Linked DNA regions of Mus musculus: region 1 is linked to region 2. A link is a loop called in an ENCODE intact Hi-C map of the cell type or tissue named here. Cell type or tissue: gastrocnemius. All regions are shown on one strand. Links, peaks and the distances in the headings refer to the core of each region. The heading gives the core; the rest is flanking DNA.

Region 1 (5,377 bases), core at 89-5,088, 68 kb before region 2:
CGCCATGGTTTGCATAGCCTTTGAGTCAACATGGGAGTCTTTTGGGGCACATAGACACAGATAGGCACACACATGCACAGTCCCTGAGAAATCCGAAGTAACTGACTTGGAGATGAGCTTTCATAAATTCATCCCTCCCCGAGCTAGTTATATTTTCAGCCTTTAATATTTCAAAAGGTTAAAAATTCACAAACTGTACTATTCCAGACAGGGACTCCTTTCACTTTTTTTCTTTCGTTTTGTTTCTAGATGTTTTGAGACTTCATTCAGTTCAAAGTTTGTCCTTCATCTATTTCTGGCGGTACAATATTAGATGGGTTTTTACCTCAGTGCTGGAAATCACAGGATCTCTCACATACTAGACAAGTGTTCTACACTGATTTATATCCTAGACCCCCATGAAGGTTTATATTCATCTTAAGTCAAAGAAAAAGAGAAATAGCTTTACCATGGTGCCTACGTAAGGTCAGAGGACAATTTGTAGGGGCTGCTTCTCTCCTTCTACATTGGGGTCCTGTGGATTGAACTCAGGCCACCAGTCTTGGTGACAGGCACCTTCTCCCACTGGTCATTTCACCAGCCTGAGAAATTATTTTTAAAATATGAAAGCTACTTATTCTGCTAGTGACTTCTGCATATTCTTTTTTTTTGGTGCCTTTCACAGGGTTCAGTGACAAACACCATATAAAATAGTGATCAATTTATTAGTTTACTAGGGCATTCATTCAAGAAACAACTGTTAAATACCTACCATGTGCCAGACACTGGTTTATGGTGGGTCTACTTCCATTCTTGTTTCTTTCTAAATTCTGAAGTAGTTATCTCTTAAAGATTTTGTTGTTGTTGTTTTGCAAACTAAAAGGATCCCCTTTTCTTGGCTTGATGGTGAGTGTCTGGGAAAGAAAAGGAAAGTGGAGTGCCCCCCCCCCCCCACCTTGGGAATTTTCATGTACTCCTGAGTCACAGGCAGGGCCCCTTTGAAGTTAAGACAAATTCTAGAGATGATTCAACTGGCCATCCAAGGTCTCCTAGCTTGTCAAAGATGAGGCTGGAATCTCAGTAGAGATGCCTGGCATTCATCCGCCTGCTTTGTGAATGCCAGAGCTGGTGGCTTGTGCTTCCATGAATGGTGCCAGAGAGTTGAGCTCAGAGCTGGCCTCCATCAGACCCTCCAAACTATGTAGGACTCCTTGTAAACAGATGCAGATGGTTTGGCCGATCCAAGGCAGTTGACCTGGCAGCACTCAGTCCCTCACTTTCTGGACAGATGGTGGCTCTTCAGGAGAAGCCTACAGACCTGGGTGATGATGAATCACTACCTCTGCTCTCCAGCTCATCAGGATAAAAGCTGCAAAGCTTGGCCTTGAGTATACGCTTTGTGGGTTTTTGTCAGAACAAGCCACTTTGATGTACCAGGGTAACTCTCAGCCAACTTGAAGCTATTTGTGATGACATGCAGCAAAGGGTGACATCCGCCAACACCCATGATGTTCCTCTGAACCAAGAATGTCAGCATCTTTCTCTAGAGGAAGGATGACCGGTCCACCTCCAGTAGCTGTCTGTAGGCAGCTGCACACTGAGAAAGCCCAGTGTAGGCTGAGTGGAGGGTAAAGAGCCAGAAGTAAGGCTGGGACCTTCTCATAGGTCAAAAGCAAGCTCTCCTGCCTTTTAAATCTCTTAAACAATTTTTTGTGTGTGTGCTAGAAACAGAGAGTCCAGGGCTACTAACATGAGACAAGCCCTCTACCTCTAGGCCACACCTCCAGCCCTCTGCCCTGTTTAAAAAAACAAAAACAAAACACCTTTAAACAATGGTCATGTAAATATCCCTTCAGTTGTAGAAATTATTACAAAAAATAGATCTTTTGTACTTTCCTACTTTTACAGGATCTGTAGTCATCATTGTTTGAAAAAAAATGAAATTAAAAAAAAAATCTGTAGATGTCACATCTAAAAGTTGGAACCGCAGTAATGATTTATCAGCTCTGGCCCGAAGCCAGCCAATTGGGAATTAATCCCAATTCTGCTACGAATTTTGTTTTGCAAGCATAAATATCTTTTGCTCAAAGACCTCAAGACAATAAATTCATAGGCAAGGCCTGTGAGATTGACATGAGCTAAGTGAGCCTGCGTGTGTTAGTACAGCTCTCGAAGCAGACCCTGAGGCAAGGATCTGAACATAAACAGTGCAGGATTTCTTGAAGAAGATGATTTTCTAGAGAATGGGCCGGCAGCAGGCATTACGTGAGAGGAGGGCCAGTAAAGGTGGCTTAGGAGCCAGTGGCCACGATGAGACTCTTGGCTTCAATTGTACACGCTCCCTCCGAGAGACTCTGCAGAGCATACCCTGCCTAAGGTGGGATGGCTGCAGTCTGTCCACCGGTGTCTTTCCTCACTACTCTTCTGTCCTTGCTGTGACTAAATATCTGACGAGCAGAGACTTAAGGGAGGAAGGACTTGTTTTTGTTTTGTCGTAAGGGTACAGACCATCTTGATGAGGAAGGTATGGCTGAGGGAGGAGCTCAGCTCATGGCTGTGACCACAGCCATCATCCTGGCAATAGGAACCTATGTATGGCTGAGACTCCTTACTTCCTGATAGCTTCGTGGATCAGGCAGGTCAGGAAGTGGCCAGACTGTGTACCTTCAGGCCTGCCCCTCACAGGACTCACTTCCTCTAGCTGTGCTTTGCCTCCCTAAGGTTTCATGACATCCCAAGATACTACCTGCAGTTGGGATCCAAGTATTTGGATGCATGAACACGTGGAGGACCACACCAGTAATGTGGCATTTATCCTTTCTGCATTACAACATAGAAGCTGAATTCATCATAGCAGACTCAGAAGGCAGATGTGGGTGCTAGAGTGGTTTTGAACTGCCCTAAACCAACCAGGCTCCAGGCAACTTGAAAGCTTACCAAGGCAGAAAGTCCAACTGGAGGATGCAGAAACCTAGCACAGCAATTGTGTTGGCAAAAATAACTTGTACTGGGAACAATGACAACGAAAGGAGGATAGGTACAGGCTCTAGACTACTTACTGTGATCAGACATTCACCCCAAAGCCACTGGGTACCCAAGATGAAGGTCCATATGTACCAAGGTGAGAAAGCGCCAGCAGGCTGTGTAGGCATGGTCTGCATTATGATGCAGGAGAGGAAGCAGTACACTAAATGGAGAAAAGATATGGACTCAGAGTGATGCCTGAAGCCTTGCTCTATGGAATCAAGTATATAAAAAAAGAAAACAATTGTGGCATTAAAAGTTCTTCATAGTTAGAGAGATGGCCCAACGGTTAAGAACACCGACTGCTCTTCCAGAGGTCTTGAGTTCAATTCCCAGTAACCACATGGTGGCTCACAACCATCTGTAATGAGATCAAATGCCCTCTTCTGGTGTGTCTGAAGACAGCGACAGTGTACTCATATAAATAAGATAACTTAAAAAAAAAAAAGAGTTCATCAGAAAGTTTAAGTGCTATAAAGTATATCAAGTCCTATTGGTTTAATGTGCAATACATGCTCACAAGATGGCACTTCTGGTTATTAGGCTAAAATGCCCTTTCACTTTCCAGTGATCCCAAGCACACTCAAAAAGATGGCAACAGCATTGTCAGCAATCGTAGACTCTCCACCAAAGGCCCATGTGCTAAAGGGTTGTTTAAAGGAAGAGGCAGAGCCTTTAAGAGGTGGGGCTAAGCTGGGCATAGGACTGTGCCTATGATCCCAGGACTCAGTCTGCTTTGTGAACATATGACCCACATAGAAGAGATACGTATAAGAACAAACTTCTTTACTCTGGTGCCCAGAGTTCGCCTTGTTGGCCTCTTTTCCCATTCCCTTAATACGAGGTAGAGAAAGAGTAAGAGGATGCTGTGACTTCCCTGACTGCCTGCCCTGCCATTGGCCTGCTAGGGTGGGTGGAGAGAGAATGTCAGATGCTGAGCAGCTGGAACAAGGCGGAGATAACTCTTCAGGTGCTGCAGCTGAGACAACGTTGACCCTGGGTACCACTACTATTCAGCTGCCGCTGGCAGAAGCTAGAAGGGCAGCTCTGGGCACCGCAGCACTTCAGAGGCATCTCCCGCGGGAGAGATTTACTTGATAGTGGGTGGGGCAGGAAGGAAGTAGGGAAGGCTGTGAAGTCAGCAGGATGGGTATCAGCAGTGGTGGGGAGAGGATGTTACTCAGTTCCTGCCATGCCCTGAAGCCCAGAGCCCTATGCCCAGTTGCTCAGAGGGGCAGGAAGAGAAGGCTCAAGAATGACATCTTGTCTGGTGTGGTGGTACATGCCTGGTACTTGGGAAGCAGAGGCAGGAGGATGTCTCTGAGTTCAAGGCCAGCCTGATCTACGGAGTGAGTTCCAGGAGAGCCAGAACTACTCAGAGATCCTATCAATCAATCAATCAATCAATCAATCAAGTCTAAGTCAAATGCCTCTTCCTTTCCCGTGTGACTAATATTACATGGCAGTTTGACTGGCTTAAACATCTAGAAACCTGCTAAACTTTGTTTTTTAGTGTGTCTATGAAGGCGTTCCTAGAGGAGACTGGCAATGGGTTTGAGTGGATTAGGTAGGATTAAAGCTGTCAGGAACCAACCAAACAGCCAGGCCTGGGGAGAACAACACAGAAACACTTGAATATTTATAATATTGAGTATCTATCTGTCTCTGGATGAGGGATATATTCCTTTCGTCTGCCCTTGGGCTTCACAACTTCAGGATTTCTGGCCTTTCGACTTTAGGATGTATACCGTTCCCCCTCACCCCAGCCCAGGCTCCCAGGCTTTTTCTTGCCTGGGGCTGAGAGCTACAGATTGGCTTTCCTGATACTAAAGCATTCAGAGCCACACTGAGCTGGGCTCCAGTGTCCTTGGGTCTCCAGTTTGCAGACGATCTGTTCTAAGTCCTGCCAGTCTGCACAACTGTAAGCCAACTCCACTAATTTTCCTCCTATCTATCTGTGCCTCTGCTGTTGGTTCTGGTGCCAGAGATCATAACCCCCTGGGAATCCCTCTCTGGCATGTGGGCATACGCCTCTGCAAAGGAGTCTACGCACCATGAGGGATTGTGTTCTCACTAACATCATTGATCTCTTCTTTGTATCTTACAGCTGCAAAGTCCAGAGGCTGAGGCTGAGGGACAGAGTGGACCTCCAGAATCCATGCACTGAGCTAAGGAAGGAAGAGAGTGCTTACACCAAGTCTCTCAGCTATGACACAAGAAGGAGAGGCACTGTTCACAAGCCCACTCTTCTGGGGCTCCCCTTAGGAATGGAAGCCTTCCTCTTATGAACCCCAATGGGAGCCTCCTCTGACCTCTCCGTATAGTTACTATTCACCAGATATCCATGTGCTATGTGGACAAAAGACAAGCAAGG
Region 2 (5,377 bases), core at 99-5,098:
TATGTGTATATGTGTGTATATATATATATGTATATGTAATCTTCAACAGCAATACTTCTGTAATCAAAATAATTCTGGAATATTAGCCCCTTATGTTTCTCTAAGGACATAGGCAAAGTATTGCATATAGTTAAGGTAGTTGTTATGCCTACCCCTCCCCAGAGCGTACACCCCTCCAAGTCAGATCACCCAGAAGTCAGTGTGAGGAAACCTTAGGCTTCCTGCATAGCTTCAAAACTCTGTCTAAAATCCTCATCTCCCTTCAACATCAGCCTCTCTGGTCAGCAGCTATGAATGTCAATCACCACGACAGACACCTGAGAGAAAGCCTTTCTGAGGAGGATGCATCCATTGGCCTTGTGGTTTCAGAGAGCCCGGGCCCGTAGACAGCTTCTCTGAGACAATGGTGAGACGGACCCTCGTGGCTAAAGGATGCCGCTGAGGAACACTGTTGGACAGAAGGCAGGAAGAGAGAGACAGAGATGGGATTAGGTAAGTGGCATTGTCTCTCCAGGGTGTGACCTCCACGACCTTTTCCTCCAGCTAGCTCCACCTCCCAATAACGTCATTATATTATGAACCCACAAGGGGATTGACTGAGCCACTGTTTAGGTCAGAGCCCTGAAGAGCCAATCACTACTCTTTTTAACATGGGGTCTCACTATATAGCTGAGGCTATGACTCACATTTGCTTAACATATGGGAGGCCCTAGTTTGATTCCCTGTCACGTATACATATGTATGTGTATGTGTATATGTATAGGGATTATCTTTCCAAACTTGAATATCCCACACCTCCTTTGGTGGTATCAGAGGACAGGAGTCTTTAAGAAAACAAGGAACTCTTTGTAGAGCTCAGCTCCCTCTTAGCTACAGTGCTTAACCACTCTTCTTTCCATGACTCACGGACAGGACAGTCCCTTTCCTCCGGCCCTTATCTCACTGGAGCCTAGGGCCTGGATCTCCTATCTCGTTTCCCCTCCCCCTGGCCAGCTTTCGCAGCTCTACCAGGTCTTTTGAAGGTGCTGCCTCTGGTCACGTCTCCTTTAGTCTCACTCTGTCCCAGCAATAGCAGCCTCCCTGCCTCACCCCCTGCCTTTCTTCTCATTATTTCCCTAGAGAACTCAGAGGAGGAGCTTGGACCAGCTGGGCTTCGCTTGTGCATTCCGCTCCTCTCTCAAGGAACTTCCTCTATCCCATGCCCTCCTGATCTCAGTTTGAGTTCATTCATCCATGATGTTGTCCGGTCCAAAGAACCACTGTGCACCCCAAAGTAGCCCCAGTTTCCCTTGGATCTCTTAGAATACTTTTTAAAAAAAGATTTATTGATTTTATGTATAAGAGTACACTGTAGCTGTCTTCGGACACACCAGAAGAGGGCATCAGATCCCACTACAGATGGTTGTGAGCCACCATGTGGTTGCTGGGAATTGAACTCAGGACCTCTGGAAGAGCAGTCAGTGCTCTTAACTGCTGAGCCAGCCCTCCAGCCCTCCGGCCCTCCAACCCCTCTTAAAATACTTTTTCATGTGCAGTTTTAGCCATGGTGGAAAGACCTACAGATGGCCAGGATGGTCGTGTCCTATGCCATTGCAACTGTGTGTGGTCCAATCGGGTGGCTTGTTAGAGATGTAAGTACTTGACTTGCATATCCCAAGCCTGTGTGAACCAGAATCCTGTAGGTGGGAGAGGTCACCCTTAGGCTCTGCCTCCTCTCCAGTATACCTTGGGCTCTCCCTATCCTGGGTCCTCTCTAGTAGCTTCTCCTCACGGCATCATTTTCCTGTTAATATTTGACTATGTACATCACCCATGCTCAGATCCTAGGAGCCGGATGTTCTGGAAGGACTAACCCAGAAAGCAGTAAGTAGCGGCTTTACCCACGCTAAGGAATGCTTCTGTTCTCTGCTGCACAGACCTTGGAGCGCTCCCTCTGTCCCATTCCCTTGCTCCAGATTGCTTTTTTTGGGCAAGGTCCCTGCTCTCCTGCCAAGTACAGGCGTGTGTTGCATTCACAAACATGTGCAGTGAAGGTCGCCTGCTTGTCTGGTGGTTCAGATAAGCTTTGCACACAGGTGCCCTGGCCAGCCCAGGGCAAAGGTCAGTGCTCTGCAGAGGGCCAAAGCCACACTTTCCTAAGAGGCCCCTCTGTACTCCCTAACCCACTGAGGGAACTTTAGACCTCAAATCAGGTAGGAAGGCTCTTCCGGAATAAGATGTGCATGTGTGTGTCTTTTATTTGGATATAAGTTTGAAGTTACGGAAAAGTCGTAAGTACAGCATGTGGAATTCCCATCCACTCTACCTAGGTTCACATTTTACCTACATCTGTTTCTATTATGACTTTTATTCTTGGGTGGGGGTGGGAAGGTATCATTCAAAAACAGGTTAAGGACATTATGCCCATTTCCCCCTAAATTATTTTGAGAGAAACATGTCAAAACACAGCACAGTTAACAACTTTGAAAAGCATAATATTGACACAATTTATCTAACCCACAGTCCAAATTAAGATGCTATCAACCACCTTAATATTTCTTATGTCTATGGCTTTTTCCCACCCAAGGACCCATTCAAATCATTCATTCGTTTGTTCACTCGTTCGTTCATTCATTATATCTAGTTGTTCCATCTCTTTAATCTTCATAAACATGGAACTGCTATTTTTTAATTCTTTGACCCTTGCTATTTTTGAAGGCTATCAGATGGTTGCTTAGTAGACTGATCTTTTACCTGGTATTTCAGGATTCAGTTTAGGTAAGCATTCTCTGAGAGGAAAAAAATCACCAAGGTAGCATTTTATCTGGTGAGAAAGCTCCTGCCTGCCCTCTGAACCAATACTAGCAGAGTTACCATTGCTCTCTACAAAGACTGCAAACAACCACTTTGTGGAGGGTGCCCTCTGCTGGCCATTTCTAGCACTGCAGCTGTAAACTTCCAACAACAACCCTGGACACAGGGTTGCGTGACCCTGGGAATTATTCCTCCTTATTAACTTTGATTCCCTCACTGATAGAATGGGGGACATCGGTGTCTTCTCTGCTTCTCTTACAAATTGCAAGGTGGTTGAGTGTGAAAGAGATTTACAAAGATGGTCAGGTGTCTCATATTCAAGCTTACGTTCTTGCTGGCTCCTATGACTTTTCTATAGGCTCAGATTAATGGTCCCTAGAGTGCCAAACCTGCTCTTCGTGATTCCCACTCACTACCTGAAAACCCTCCAATGGTGTTGGGCTCTATGGACATCATGATAAGCGCCATATCCCTGCTGAAGAATCCATGGACACAGGTCAAGGACATAGTGAACTGGCTTTCAGTGTGTCTGTCCGAGCAGGACCACTGCTGGCCTGTGTACCAGCCACTATAGCCTGTGTTCACTGGGGTCACAGCCCTTGCTCTTCCCAGGTGGTAAGAGCAAAGGCACAAACCCTCTGACACCCACCAAACATATCCTCTCAATAGGAATTGTCCCCAGCGTTTTCAATGGCACTGTAGGAATCTGTTTACAAGATGAGTAAAAATTCTCTTTATCCCGACTTTAGGTTTTTTGTCCATATTTTCTTCGCCCCCTTCTCAGAAGCCTAGGTCTCTGTCCACACAAGTTCTCCTTGGTGCCTTTCTTCCCTACTTTATTTTTTATTTTATTTTATTTGGGTTTCGAGACAGGGTTTCTCTGTGTAGCCCTGGCTGTCCTGGAACTCACTTTATAGACCAGGCTGGCTTCGAACTTAGAAATCCGCCTGCCTCTGCCTCCCGAGTGCTGGGATTAAAGGCGTGCGCCACCACGACCGGCTTTTTTCTTCCATACTTTTTTTTTGTTGTTGTTGTTTTTTGTTTTTTGTTTTTCGAGACAGGGTTTCTCTGTATAGCTCTGGCTGTCCTGGAACTCACTTTGTAGACCAGGCTGGCCTCGAACTCAGAGATCCACCTGCCTCTGCCTCTGCCTCCCGAGTGCTGGGATTAAAGGCGTGCGCCACCACACCCGGCATACTTTTAATAACTATTTATGGAACACTCGCTATGCTCCAGGCACTGCGTTGGGCTATATATGTGCTTACCCCCTTATCCCCTCCCCCCGCCCCGTGCCTCCTGAGGGGAAGGCGGGGATGGGGGTGGGGTGGGGGTGGTCCTGCTGTGCTTCTCAGGCATTCTTACCTCCTCCCAGGAGGCCCAGAGCCGCCTCCTCCTCCTCCTCCTCCTCCTCCTCCTCCTCCTCCTCCTCCTCCTCCTCCTCCTCCTCCTCGCTGTTTATTTCCTGCTCTCTTAGGACACGAGAGAGATTTATCCAGGGAGCTCCGAGAAGTAGAAATCAGTAGATTTAAGAAAGAGTGAATCTACTTCTCAACACAGACATAACCGCCTATAGAAGGGGGTGGTGTCTGTTTTTCATCTCAATTTTACCTCCAAAACAGAAGCATCTAGAGTAGTGATCTTGACCTATTTTTCCCCCCTAGGGGTCCTTCATGTTTTAGGGACCTTGGCATTCTCAAGACCTTGCGGAAGCACATGGACTTAGTGACGTGAGATGTTCACGGGGTCTTAACACACCGTGGGAAGTCAGTGGGAAGTGTGGAATATCTGTAAGCCTCACCCTGTAACTTTGGAGCCATGGGAGGATGCGAGAGGGCAGCTTGGCTGGGTGGGAAAGTAGCCTGGGCAGCAGACTGGCAAGGACTACACAGCAACCAGACGGAAGCCACTCCTCATCCACCTGTGGGATTCCAAGGTCAGGTTCAGGCTGCCTCCAAGGTATCCTCTGAGAAAATGAAACAGGATTTGACAGGGTGGGGAGATACCTAGGGGCCCCACACTCTCAGAGAAGGGGGTTGGAGGGACTCTTTGTGAAGGGGGCTGAGAAGGGAGGCAGTGTTCCGGGATCTAAATAAATTAATATATTAATTAATTTTTTAAAATCCAAGAAGTATAGTTATGAAAAAAAAATTTTTTTTTTTTGGCTCTTGAAAGTATTTTACTTCAGATTGAAAAATGAACAGCTTGCGCACTGCTCATTCCAGATACACAGTATTCACGAATACAATGCTGGTCATCTGGGGAAATGTATACACACCCCAATTCTCCTTCATGCTGAAAAAATCAAATTTTAATAAAAGAAAAGTAGGGGAAAACCACTGTTTCTCAAAAACTAAGTGGATGCAGAACACGGCAGGTTGTCCTTTTAAGGAAGCGTTGAACGGCCATTTTGGTTTGTTGGTGATGTTGGAGGTTGACATGGTTTCTCTTACACACTAAGAAAGCAGTGTACACTGAGTGACCCCTCTTGGCCCTGGCAGCTATTTGGGAAAGTATAGGAGAACATTCCATGAGAGTAAGGACTGTGTTGTCTTAGTCCCTCCTGTGAACCCAGAATCTAGTGTCC

Evidence for each region. Hi-C counts contacts between places; a loop is a spot of excess contacts. Peaks named below come from ENCODE experiments on the same cell type or tissue, not always from the same donor. Only the 100,000 strongest peaks of a DNase experiment are listed, where the experiment ranks them.
Region 1: it touches region 2 in a loop (2.1-fold over the local background); 1 of 42 quality-filtered maps calls a loop at or near these places.

Annotation. Positions count from the first base shown.
Region 1 is chr3:122,377,598-122,382,974 of GRCm38, reverse strand. It overlaps Gm4610 (predicted gene 4610), which reads left to right. Exons shown (of 2, transcript NR_168286.1): 2 at 5,111-5,377. Among named protein-coding and RNA genes, the nearest start is that of Gm4610, 12 kb to the left of the region's middle. In gastrocnemius, for the core only: no CTCF peak of the experiment used is centred there; DNase peaks (open chromatin) are centred at 1,160, 2,009 and 4,988.
Region 2 is chr3:122,309,788-122,315,164 of GRCm38, reverse strand. No RefSeq gene overlaps it. Among named protein-coding and RNA genes, the nearest start is that of Gm40139, 9.2 kb to the left of the region's middle. In gastrocnemius, for the core only: no CTCF peak of the experiment used is centred there; a DNase peak (open chromatin) is centred at 2,907.